Linked DNA regions of Homo sapiens: region 1 is linked to region 2. Evidence: read pairs that join two places in POLR2A ChIA-PET (ENCODE). Cell type or tissue: PC-3. All regions are shown on one strand. Each heading gives the region's core, and the rest is flanking DNA. Links, peaks and the distances in the headings are about the cores only. Region 1 has its middle 84 kb from the start of POMGNT2. Region 2 overlaps ANO10 (anoctamin 10).

What was found. Peaks named below come from ENCODE experiments on the same cell type or tissue, not always from the same donor. Only the 100,000 strongest peaks of a DNase experiment are listed, where the experiment ranks them.
Region 1: POLR2A ChIA-PET joins it to region 2 with 12 read pairs; 2 of 35 experiments call an interaction of 5 or more read pairs at or near these places.

Annotation. Positions count from the first base shown.
Region 1 is chr3:43,187,878-43,193,264 of GRCh38, forward strand. No RefSeq gene overlaps it. Among named protein-coding and RNA genes, the nearest start is that of POMGNT2, 84 kb to the left of the region's middle. In PC-3, for the core only: no CTCF peak of the experiment used is centred there; DNase peaks (open chromatin) are centred at 3,034 and 3,434; H3K4me3 peaks cover 1,308 bases; H3K27ac peaks cover 4,047 bases.
Region 2 is chr3:43,528,757-43,534,143 of GRCh38, forward strand. All of the region lies in intron 11 of ANO10 (anoctamin 10), which reads right to left. Among named protein-coding and RNA genes, the nearest start is that of ANO10, 91 kb to the right of the region's middle. In PC-3, for the core only: no CTCF peak of the experiment used is centred there; a DNase peak (open chromatin) is centred at 3,305; H3K27ac peaks cover 428 bases.

The DNA.
Region 1 (5,387 bases), core at 69-5,068, 340 kb before region 2:
ATTTGGTTTGCTAGTATTTTGTTGAGGATTTTTGTTTCTATGTTCAGCAGAGATATTGGCCTGTAATTTTCTTTTCCTGTAGTATCCTTGTCTGGCTTGGTATTAGAGTACCAAACCAAATCACTCAGGCACAGAGAAACAGCATGGAATTCTGGCAAAAGAACCACCATGCTTGCCTCTACCCAGCTGGCAGAGGCCTCTACTCACTCTTGAAAATGCACTTGCCTTTGTCATATACAGAAAGCCCATATATAACCATCCCTTCCCATTAGTTCTCTTCAGTCCATCAGCTAACACACAATGAGATGAAGTTCTAAGGTACCCAGCATAGTCCCAGGGTTTGTGGGAGACACAGAGGTCCACTATGGGAGCTCATAGCCTGCAAGGTAAACTAACTTATTTGTCTATTCTCTTTGTCCTTTGCACATTGGACTACGTCAATGACATCTGTTACATAATTTTCAAAATGTAACCAGTGTTGAAAACCTGCCTGCCCTTTAAACCAGCAAATCCAATTCCAGGAATTTAGCTTAAGGAAATTGTAAAAAATATGAACCAATTTATCTAAAAGAAGGTTTAGGTATTTTTTTTAATAGTAGAAAAGGATTGGAAGCAAACCAGATAACCAACAATAAGAGACAGGTTATTAAAAGATGGGTATACCACACAATGGAATGACATTTGTCCATTAAGGCAATTTTAAAAGTATATGTATTAGAAGGAGAGTCTTGATGTTTTAGGTGAAAGGAGCAGTTATAAAATATGCTATAAGCATACTGTATAATCCATCTGTGTGTCTGTGTGTGCCCACATGTGCGTGCACATCTCTTTGCATATTGATATCTACACATGACATAGTGGTTTGTTTTTCATTGTCTTTGTAAGAGCTGTGCCAGGTTCCCCTTGTTCACCACTGGAAGAGTGAATCACCACTTCCAAGGATGCTAAAGGAGTCTTTTGTCTTTTAGAAGTTATGTTGATGAAGGTTTGAAAGTGAGGATAGCTTATCCCCATAAGATGTTTCCATCCAAGTGGAGACAGCACCCCTGATATGGCACTTCTGGACTCTCTCCACCCTCTTCAGTCCCCCTGCCCTGGAGGGAGAGGTTATTCTGATTGTGAGTTTGGGAGGAGAAGCTGGACAGCACAGCCCAGAACTTCTTGGGTCTACTCACCCATGTTGTACATCTCATAGGGACCGGATCCTTGGTCCAACTCTGCCATGTTTGGGTGGGTGAGATGCCTAATTCAGGGGTTCAGCACTTGGAAAGACATGAAGCCAACGATGAGCCTTTCTCCAACATCTGCTTTATCTGTATAAGTGGCATTCTGGCTTTCATCTGCCTTATTACTCCTTTGTTTTATTTCTTAACGGGTTCAGAATTGGTTCAATTATTTCTTAATTGGTTCAAGTGAGAAAGTGAGAAAGGGGATGTCATTCACTGGGCCCCCTTCAAACACCTTAACATTCAGGGTCTTCTCTTGGAGGTAACACTATACTGCAAGAAAGGGAGTGGAATCAACTCATTTTGTTTCAAGGTTTGAAAGCTAAGCTGACTGATCCCTGGGGGCTTATCCATGGTGAGGGGAAGGAAACTGAGAACTGGACATCCAAAGGATTCTGACTGTGCACTGCAAGAGCAGGTGGAGTTGTGTGGGGTTGGTCGTGCATGGGACTATGAATAGTGACCTTGAGATCCTAGCTTTGGGTGCCCTTGACCATCATGCACTGGAGGAATTTGGGCAACTTGAGCAGGAGGTACAAGGAGTGAGGTCATCAAGGAATACTCCTCAGCCATATCTATCTGACCACAAATGTTCATCTTTCATCTGTGATGTGAGGTGGTCACTAAAGGCAAGAGAAGCTTGCTGTAGTCAAATATTAAGGGTCAGAGCTCTTCCCACTTAAGAATGGAAATTGTACCATTTTTGTACAAACTCAGGGTCAGTTTCTGGGCCACCCAGGGATCTGGGGTTGCCCCAAGAAGAAGAGGTCATTCTTCCTTTTAATCTAGGACCCACTCCTTGAAACTTTTCTCTGTCTACATGCACGTCCTTAATAATCTTGTGGCTTTAAATATCAATATTTTGGTTTCAAAACTCAGATTTGTATCTCTAGCCTCAGCCTCTTCCCAAACCCCAGACTGCCTCTTGACATCCAATTTGGCTATGTATCATCTCAAACTTAAAATTTTAAGACCAACTTCTAATCTGTCTACTCAAGCCCCACACTCCCACAGTCTTTCCCATCTCAGAAAATGGCAGCTCCATTCCCTGGTTGCCTCAGGATAATCTTGGAGTCACCTCTGACCTTTCTTCCCTGTCTCATATTTCTACTAGGAAATCCCGTCAGTTCTACCTTCAAATATATCAAGACTCCATCTCATCTCGCACCTGTAATGTCCTCCTGGTCCAAGTAATCATTGTCCCTCACCTGGATTATTGCAATAGCCTCATAACGGGTCCCCCTGTTCCTACCTTTTCCTGCCTGTAGTTTATTCTTAGGGTTAAGTCATGTTACTGCTCTGCTCTAATCCTCCAATGCTTCCCTATCATGATCAGAGAAAAGTCAAATCCTTCTACCACCCCTCAAGGCCCTACACAGTCAGACTTGGTGACCTTCCTATCTCATCTCCAACTCCCTCCTACCACTGACACGCTCTCTTCCAGCCACCCTGATCTCCCTGTGCTTCCAAGGACATGCCAGGGCTTTTGCATGTGCTGTCCCTTCTGCTGGAACCCTCTTACCTCCGTCTCCAGATGGTTCAATCCTTTCTCTCCTTCAGGCCATTGCTTTCAGGCTTTTGCTGAGCACTCATCTTAAACTGAAGCCTGCTTGACACTCCCAAAGCCCTTCCCCTGCTGTGATATTTTTATTGCCCTTATCCCCAGCTGTTTTGCTATATTTCTTACTCGTTTGTTTATCGTCTGTCTCCCTCAACTAAGATAAAATGTCAGCTGGGCAAGGAAAGGACTTTTTATTCACTCTCCTTGCTGTATTCTCTGCAGCTGGAAGAGTGCCTGACGCAAAATAAGCACTCAATAAATACCTGTTGAGTGAGTGAATGAATCTAAAAAGCGGATGACTGAGATAGTTTTGATTTGACGTGGAAAAATAAAAAAGCATGACTACTATGCACAAAAATGTCATAAAGGAGTTCACACCAAATACACAGAAAAAATATGGCTGTATTAACATTAAAATGTCACAGTGGTTTTCACTGGGTGAGGAGCTACAATGGATTCTCCCTTTGTTTCTATCCATCTATTGTTTCTAATTAATATGCAATAAATATATTGTGTGTGTAATGAAGCCAAAGTAGAGAAATGGTTTTTAAACTGCTGCCTGCTATAAACCAGAGATCCCCATTCTCTGGGCCACGGACTGAGAGCAGTCCAAGGCCTGCTAGGAACCGGGCCACACAGCAGGAAGTGAGTGTTGGGCCAGTGAGCATTACTGCCTGAGCTCCGCCTCCTGTCAGATCGGCAGTGGCATTAGATGCTCATAGGAGCACGAACCCTATGGTGAACTGCACATGCGAGGGATCCAGGTTATGCACTCCTTATGAGAATCTAATGCCTGATGATCTGAGGTGGAACAGTTTCATCCCAAAACCATCCCCCACCACACCAAACCCCCAGTCCATGGAAAAATTGTCTTCCATGAGACCGGTCCCCGGTGCCAAAAGGTTGGGGACTGCTGCTGTAAACTATAAGGTTGTCAGAGGCAAGGATTGTGTGTAGGCATAGGGGCACTTTTAAATTCCCAAAACTGAAAATTTCCATAGCCTAAGATGTTCTATCTCTGGCAGGGCACTAGTCCCCTATTCACAGAGTTGTTCTTTATGTACCAACTGGAATAGCCTTGGATTGCACATGAGAAGGAAGCACCAGTGTGTGGACCAGAGCATCAGTAAGGCTGCTGTCATCAAGAAAGGAAGACACGTGAAGACTCAGGCAATCGATGCCACCTTGCTTGGTATCCTGGCCAGCACAGCCCCCTGCATAAACAATCATCACTTTCATGGAGCTTTGCAGCTGACAGAGGATATTTACATGCATCAGTCCTTGCAACAGCTTTGTACATTGCCTTTTATTCCCTTCCTCAAGGAGGCTTATAGGGGTTACATACTTTGTCCAGGATCTCATAGCCAACTTTCTTCTGTCTGCATTCCTACTGCAACACCACCTGCTTCCATGGTAAACACGTTTCCAAAGACAGCCAGGAAGAAACAAGGAGTTGGGTCAGCAACCTTTCCTAAAAGGAGTAGCATTTGGGGTGGGTCAAATAGCTAAACCCTTGGGGTGCTTAGGGGAAACTGAGGTGGAAAATTGCTGTAAGGGTTTGTCTAGAAAAGATGATGCAATGACTCTATTATCTTAGGGGTATGGGAGTTCCTCTTAGGAAGGGAACTATCTTTTTTTGGAAAAAAGAAAAAAAAAAGACCTTAGTATTAATAAATGCTTGGGAAAGAAAATGGGGCCTTGAAGTTGAAGCTACTCTGCCATAAAGAGTGGGGTACTATTTTCGAGCTTCTAAGAGAGTCTAGAGAGAGAAGAAAGGCGAGAAGAGAAAGGAGCAGGGAGAGGCAAAGGTGGAGAGAGGCTGGAAGAATGGTGTGGAGACACTAGCAGGGGATATTTTGTGGATATAAATCCTTTTCCTCTAATCCAGTGTTTTTGCTTGAGTTAAAAGCAGAGTTACTAAGGGCAAAGAACAACAAACTTGTTCCCTCCCTGATTTCCTGCCTTTCTTGGGGAAAAGACTTAATGGACCCTTTTTCTTTTCTTTTATAGACAGTGCCACATGATTAGTCACAGAGAGCCTCTGATGTTTTTTGCACTCGGGGCAGATTTTCAGACATCAAAGAACTTGAAGAATTCAGTACACTTGTTTAAGGTAGCATTGGGGTTTATCTGTCAGTCTCCTGTGAGTTTGGTCAGCATGGGTCAGCTTCCTTGTGTGCTCCCTGTTCGTTCTCTTAGACTGGTATCTGCCAACACTAGACATAAGCTAAGATTTTCCACTGTAAGGGTTTTCCTCTTCCTAGGGCTGGGCTTGGGCATGAGGTGACACAGAGCTCTGACCATAAAAGAAGGAACACAAGGTCCAGCTTTTCATATGGGGCATCCCCAGGAAGCAAGACCAGAGGCATCCTCCCCTCACCATTCTCATTTCACTCTCTCCTTGTCGCCACCCACCGAAAGGAGCCTGCAAGAAGGGTCTGTAAGCAGCCCTACTCCAAAAGGAGCCCTGGGACCATACTGGGGGAAACTACAACATAGCCTTTACAGCCTACCTAACACCATCACGGTCATTATATGGCTCCTTTATTAGCCAAGGAAGTTATCATCATGCCCATATGGAAGTGAAGATTGCAGGATCA
Region 2 (5,387 bases), core at 202-5,201:
CTTACCAGCCTGGGCAACATGGCAAAACCCCATCTCTACAAAAAATACAAAAATCAGCTGAGCATGGTGGTGTGTGCCTGTTAGTCCCAGCTACTCAGGAGGCTGAGATGGGAGGACTGCTTCAGCCCTGAAGGTGGAGGTTGCAGTGAGCTGGACTGCATCACTGTACTCCAGCCTGGGCAACAGAGTGAGATCCTGTCTCAAAAAAAACCCACATAAACAAACAAAAAAACCCTGTAATTTAAGAAAATGTTCCAGAAACAAAAGAAAGCCTGAAACCACATTTGAAAGGGCCCATGTGTATCTGTGATCTGAACCAATCAACTCTAAGACATATGCCTATAAAATAATTACACTAATATTAAACACTTGGTCCTCCAAACAAAATGACCAAGTCACTTGCTAAAGGAAGGAAAGCAGATTCACATCAGAGTTTGACAGCAACAATGCAAGACAACAGTGGAGGGGCATTTTCAAGAAATTTCAAGAACTTTGAACCTTTTGAACCAAAGTATTTTAAAATCCAGCCAAGCTGTCCTTCAAGTATACATGTTATAGAACCTAATATGGAACTTATGTTCAAGAACTTGAGAACTCTTCTTGAGAAATCTTTTGCCACTCAAAGTGGGGTTCATGGCCCACAGCATCTATACCATTTGGGATTTTTTTAGGAGTGGGAATCTAGGCCCTGCCCAAGAGGTCCAGGTGATGAGTATGCTCATTATTGTTTGAGAACTGCTATACTGAAGAACACGTTTCATAGAACAAAGGGGAAAAGGAAAACTTTGGCAAGATGACTGATGGCAAGCAACAAAAAGATTTAAACCTATCTAGAACTAAAAAACATATATGTAAATGGTAAACATTCTGACAAAGTAGAAATAGTACAACTGAAATAATGAGAGCAGAAGAGAAAAGGGAGAAAGCAGAATACATAAATTGTCAAGTAGATAATACATAATAAAGGATATTATTTTAAACTGACAAACCAAACAGTAGAAATCTAAGTAAAAACAAAGGAAATTAGGATATTATAGAATATAAAACTATAGAGGTATAAAACTAACTTTCCTAAATACTTGCTCCCTACCAAGGAAAGAAACATGGTAAATATAACATAATACCAGAGTATATATAACATAAAATAATATGATAAAGTTGAGACCAAACATATTCTGCATCTCAATTAATGCAAATGAGCTTAAGACACTAATCAAAAGAAAAATACCTGACACTTTCTTGCAAAACTAAACCCAATTCTATGCTGTATACAAGAGACACACTTAGAGTGATTCAGAAAGGCGAAAACTGAAGATATACTAAGGAAAAATAGAAATTAAGAAGATAGGGGATGCAATCCTATTATCAAAGTGGAATTAAGGTCCAAAAGCATTAAAGAAATATTTTTATAACCTCAAAGATCACAATTAAAAATGAAAATGTAGCAGTTATAAATTCCTATGCACCAAATAACACAGTAACTACATTTATAAATCACAAACTACAACAGATGCTTTCTAACAGGAATACGCTATTGAATAGACTTTAACAACACTCTTAAACCAAAACAAGTGAACGAAAAGTAAGCAGTAATTTAAAAGATCTACACGTTATGTTTAACAGGATAGAGGTTATATAGGTTATATATTTCTTATATAAAACATATAGCCTATATATTATATATATTTTATATATGGTATATATAAACTATAAAGGTTTTCTATATATGCATACACAGATATATAATAGGTATGTAGTAGTCTCCTTATCCGCAGTTTCACTTTCCACAGTTTCAGATACCCGTGGTCAACTGCAGTCCAAAAATATCATAGTATTTTGAGAGACAGAGAAAGAAAGAGACCCCACATTCACATAACTTTTATTAAAGCAGTATTTTGAGAGAGAGACCCCATGTTCACATAACTTTTATTAAAGTATATTATAATGATTGTTCTACTATTGTTGTTAATATCTTACTGTCTCTAATTTATCAATTAAACTTTATCATAGGTATGTATATATAAGAAAAAACAGTGTATACAGGGTTCAATACTATCTATTGCTTCAGGCATCCACTGGGAGTCTTGGAACCATCCTTTGCAGATAAGCTGGGACTAATGTGTGTGTGTGTGTGTATGTGTGTGTGTACAAATAAAACATTACACTGATAAGAGAGGATATACCTTCTCCTTGGGCACACACAGAATATTCAAAAACCTAATCCTATGTTAGGTCATAGAAAAAGTGTTGATATCAAAAGGCATGTTATGTATGTAAAAGGCCAAACTTGGGTATTCTTTTAACTAAAACCTGTGTAATATGACTAATAAACTCTAGGCAAAAAGACAAAAAATAAGTCTGTGGTCACTAGCAGAAGTATTCTAACTTTCAAGTATGTCTACATGCTGTAGAGCTAATATTTCAACTATTTTGAAGACAAAACAAAATGACAGATCTTCAAGAACCAACCTACATTTTTAAGCAAATTATTTTACTTTGGAGAAATGTTTTTAACAATCTTTAAATTACACGTTCTGGCTTAATCTTTATCTAAAGAATTCACCAAGATCTATGTCATCTTAATAGTGGCTTATAAATTATTCCAGCTTTTTCAAATTATTTTGTGAGAATAAAGGTAAAATAAGGGATTCTCATGACTCAGATAAAGTTCTCTATCTTCTAATGTCTATGGAAGAGTCTTTTCTTGCATCAACATTTTAAAATATGAAATGAAAAGCTACTATGCTGCATTTTAGGTTTCTTATTGGTATAAAAAATAAATATATAGGTCTCTAAAATAAAAATGTGTGATCTGACGATTTGTCATTTACATGGTAATTAAAGCATAATCATGAGGCCGGGCGCAGTGGCTCACACCTGTAATCTCAGCACTTTGGGAGGCTGAGGTGGGCAGATCACTTCAGGTCAGGAGTTCGAGACCAGCCTAGCTAACATGGTGAAACCCCATCTCTACTAAAATATACAAAAATTAGCCAGGCGTGGTAGTGAGCACCTGTAGTCCCAGCTACTCAGGAGGCTGAGGCAGGAGGATCACCTGAGCCCAGGAGGCGGAGGTTGCAGTGAGCCGAGATTGGGCCATCGGCCACTGCACTCCAACCTGGTGACAGAACAAGACCCTGTCTCAAAAAAAAAAAAACAAAACCCATAGTCATGAAAGAGCCAAGAGCATTGTCACAAGCTCAGTGATGCTTCACCCAACAAACTTAAACCCTCTTCACTCAGTCACCCCGTCCACATTGCCAAGCAGCATCCTGCTGATTCATCTGCCAGCCCTATGTATGACATCAACTGTACCTTGCCAACAAGGAGAAGAGCTGAATCACAAGCAGCTAGGATGAAAGTCTCAAATATTCCCCTAAAGCTCTTAGTAATGCAAAAGGATAAAGGTCCCATAGTCAAAAGGACAGAGGACTCAGACTGTCTAAATAAAGAGGCAATAGTCACTGATGCTCTGATAATTGCAAATGCTATGCCTTCGCTTAAACTTCTCACGTTTAATGGCTTAAAATTCTTTCCAAAGATTAGGGGAGAAAAAGCCATCATCGCTGCCTTGCCATCCTTGCTCAGTTTAGAACTAATTTTATACTAAATATGAAAACACAGGTAGGTGTATACATGCAGGGAGGAGTAGATAGAAAGAAATAATCTGACTAGGTCATTGGAAATCCCAATTTTCATAAAGGAGGCTATACAACTGTTCATCCAGTATAATACTGATTCCTTAATGACTTCCACAGATGTATCTTTATTTGCAGAGATACATAAAATTCTCAAAACAAAATTAAATTGTTTTTTATATCATATAATAAAATTGACTGGTGTATTGTTTTATGAATTTTAATGCACGTATAGTTTCATATAACCACCACCACAATCAGGTACAGAACAGTTTCATCACCCACCAAAAATCTCTCAAGCTATATCTTTATAGTTAGATGAAGCAAAATTAATTTTAATTCATATTATTTTAATGCTTTTTCCCATAAAAGAGTAATGCAAAACAACAACAGCAATCTCCCCAAAACATCTAGGAATCTCCAACCCAGAGATTCAAATACAAAGTGATATGGTAAGGTTTCAGTCTAAGTGAGGAGGGGAATTCATGTAAAGCACATGCCCTGTTCTAAAGGCAAGATTCTTTACTTGGTCATCCCTGTTCTGCATGGCACAAACGTTCTCTATACTCTCTGTCTTTGTGTCCTCTATGGCAAAGCCAGGACCTAAATCCAGGAGAAGCTCAATAATACCTCCCCTTGCTTCCAGGCATGATAGAGCCCAAGACTTCATCAAAATAGTCGGTAAAGACTCAAACAAGAAATGAGCTGTTAGCAGAAAAAAAATGGTAGCACATTTCAGATGATGGAAGTGAGAAGCATGTTGTCAAGTGAAACCAAGAAAGCTGACGGATATGTAAGGGTTGGAGAGAAAAGCTGATTTAGCAAAAGCAGGAATGAGAAAGGAGCCAAAAACAGGAAGGTTAAGGCAATTTCATTCAAAGAACCATATCACTGAGGCTAAGCCATGCCCCTGCCTCCAAGTATCTCTCCTCGAAATAAATTATTTGAAGTAGAATTTGTAGGCCAAAAAGTATACTTATATCACATGTAAGTTTTATGCAGCTTATTAAAAAAACACTCGAAAGCTCCCTAATCCAATGCATTTTTGTTGAGTTATTCTACTAACAGATTCTTATTCCATAGTTCCACAATTATCTATTTAAACAAGCTTTGGCCTTAGTAACAGTAAAGAAATTCATTCTTATTTTAAAAACTTTAATAAATGCACAAATAGACAGCTCCTTAGCTTTGACCCCAGTCCAGTACCAGTACTATCCTTGGCAAAAAGCAGGACAAAAATATTTGTTATTCATAAGCAGTTCTTGCTTTTGCTAAATGATGGTGAAACTGATCCAAATCTGAAATAATAAGCACACCAATCATTGTACTTCAACCTGTCATTTATTCATGATGGAAGAATTTCTCTTATTCTGAAAAGGTCAAACTGCTTTGTAAAATACCATTCAAGTCATAAATTCCAAAGTTCAATAGCATCAGAGGTCATCTTACACATGGATTCCTTTACATTGAAAATTTTGTTAATTGCCAATAGCATTCTTATTTGTACTAAACAACTAAGTGTAAAACAAATTAACTAAATTCTGCTTATGAATTAATGCTTATTTACATACACTTGTATACTTGTTTATCTGCACATTAAATATGCCTGGAAGCAAACATAAGAAACCAATCACACTGGCTGCCTCCACAGAAGGGAATTTGTTGACTGGGAGACAGGAGAGGGTTCTTATCACTGTGTTTTTGAGCCTTTTGAGTTTTGAATCATGTAAATGCATTATTACCCAGAGA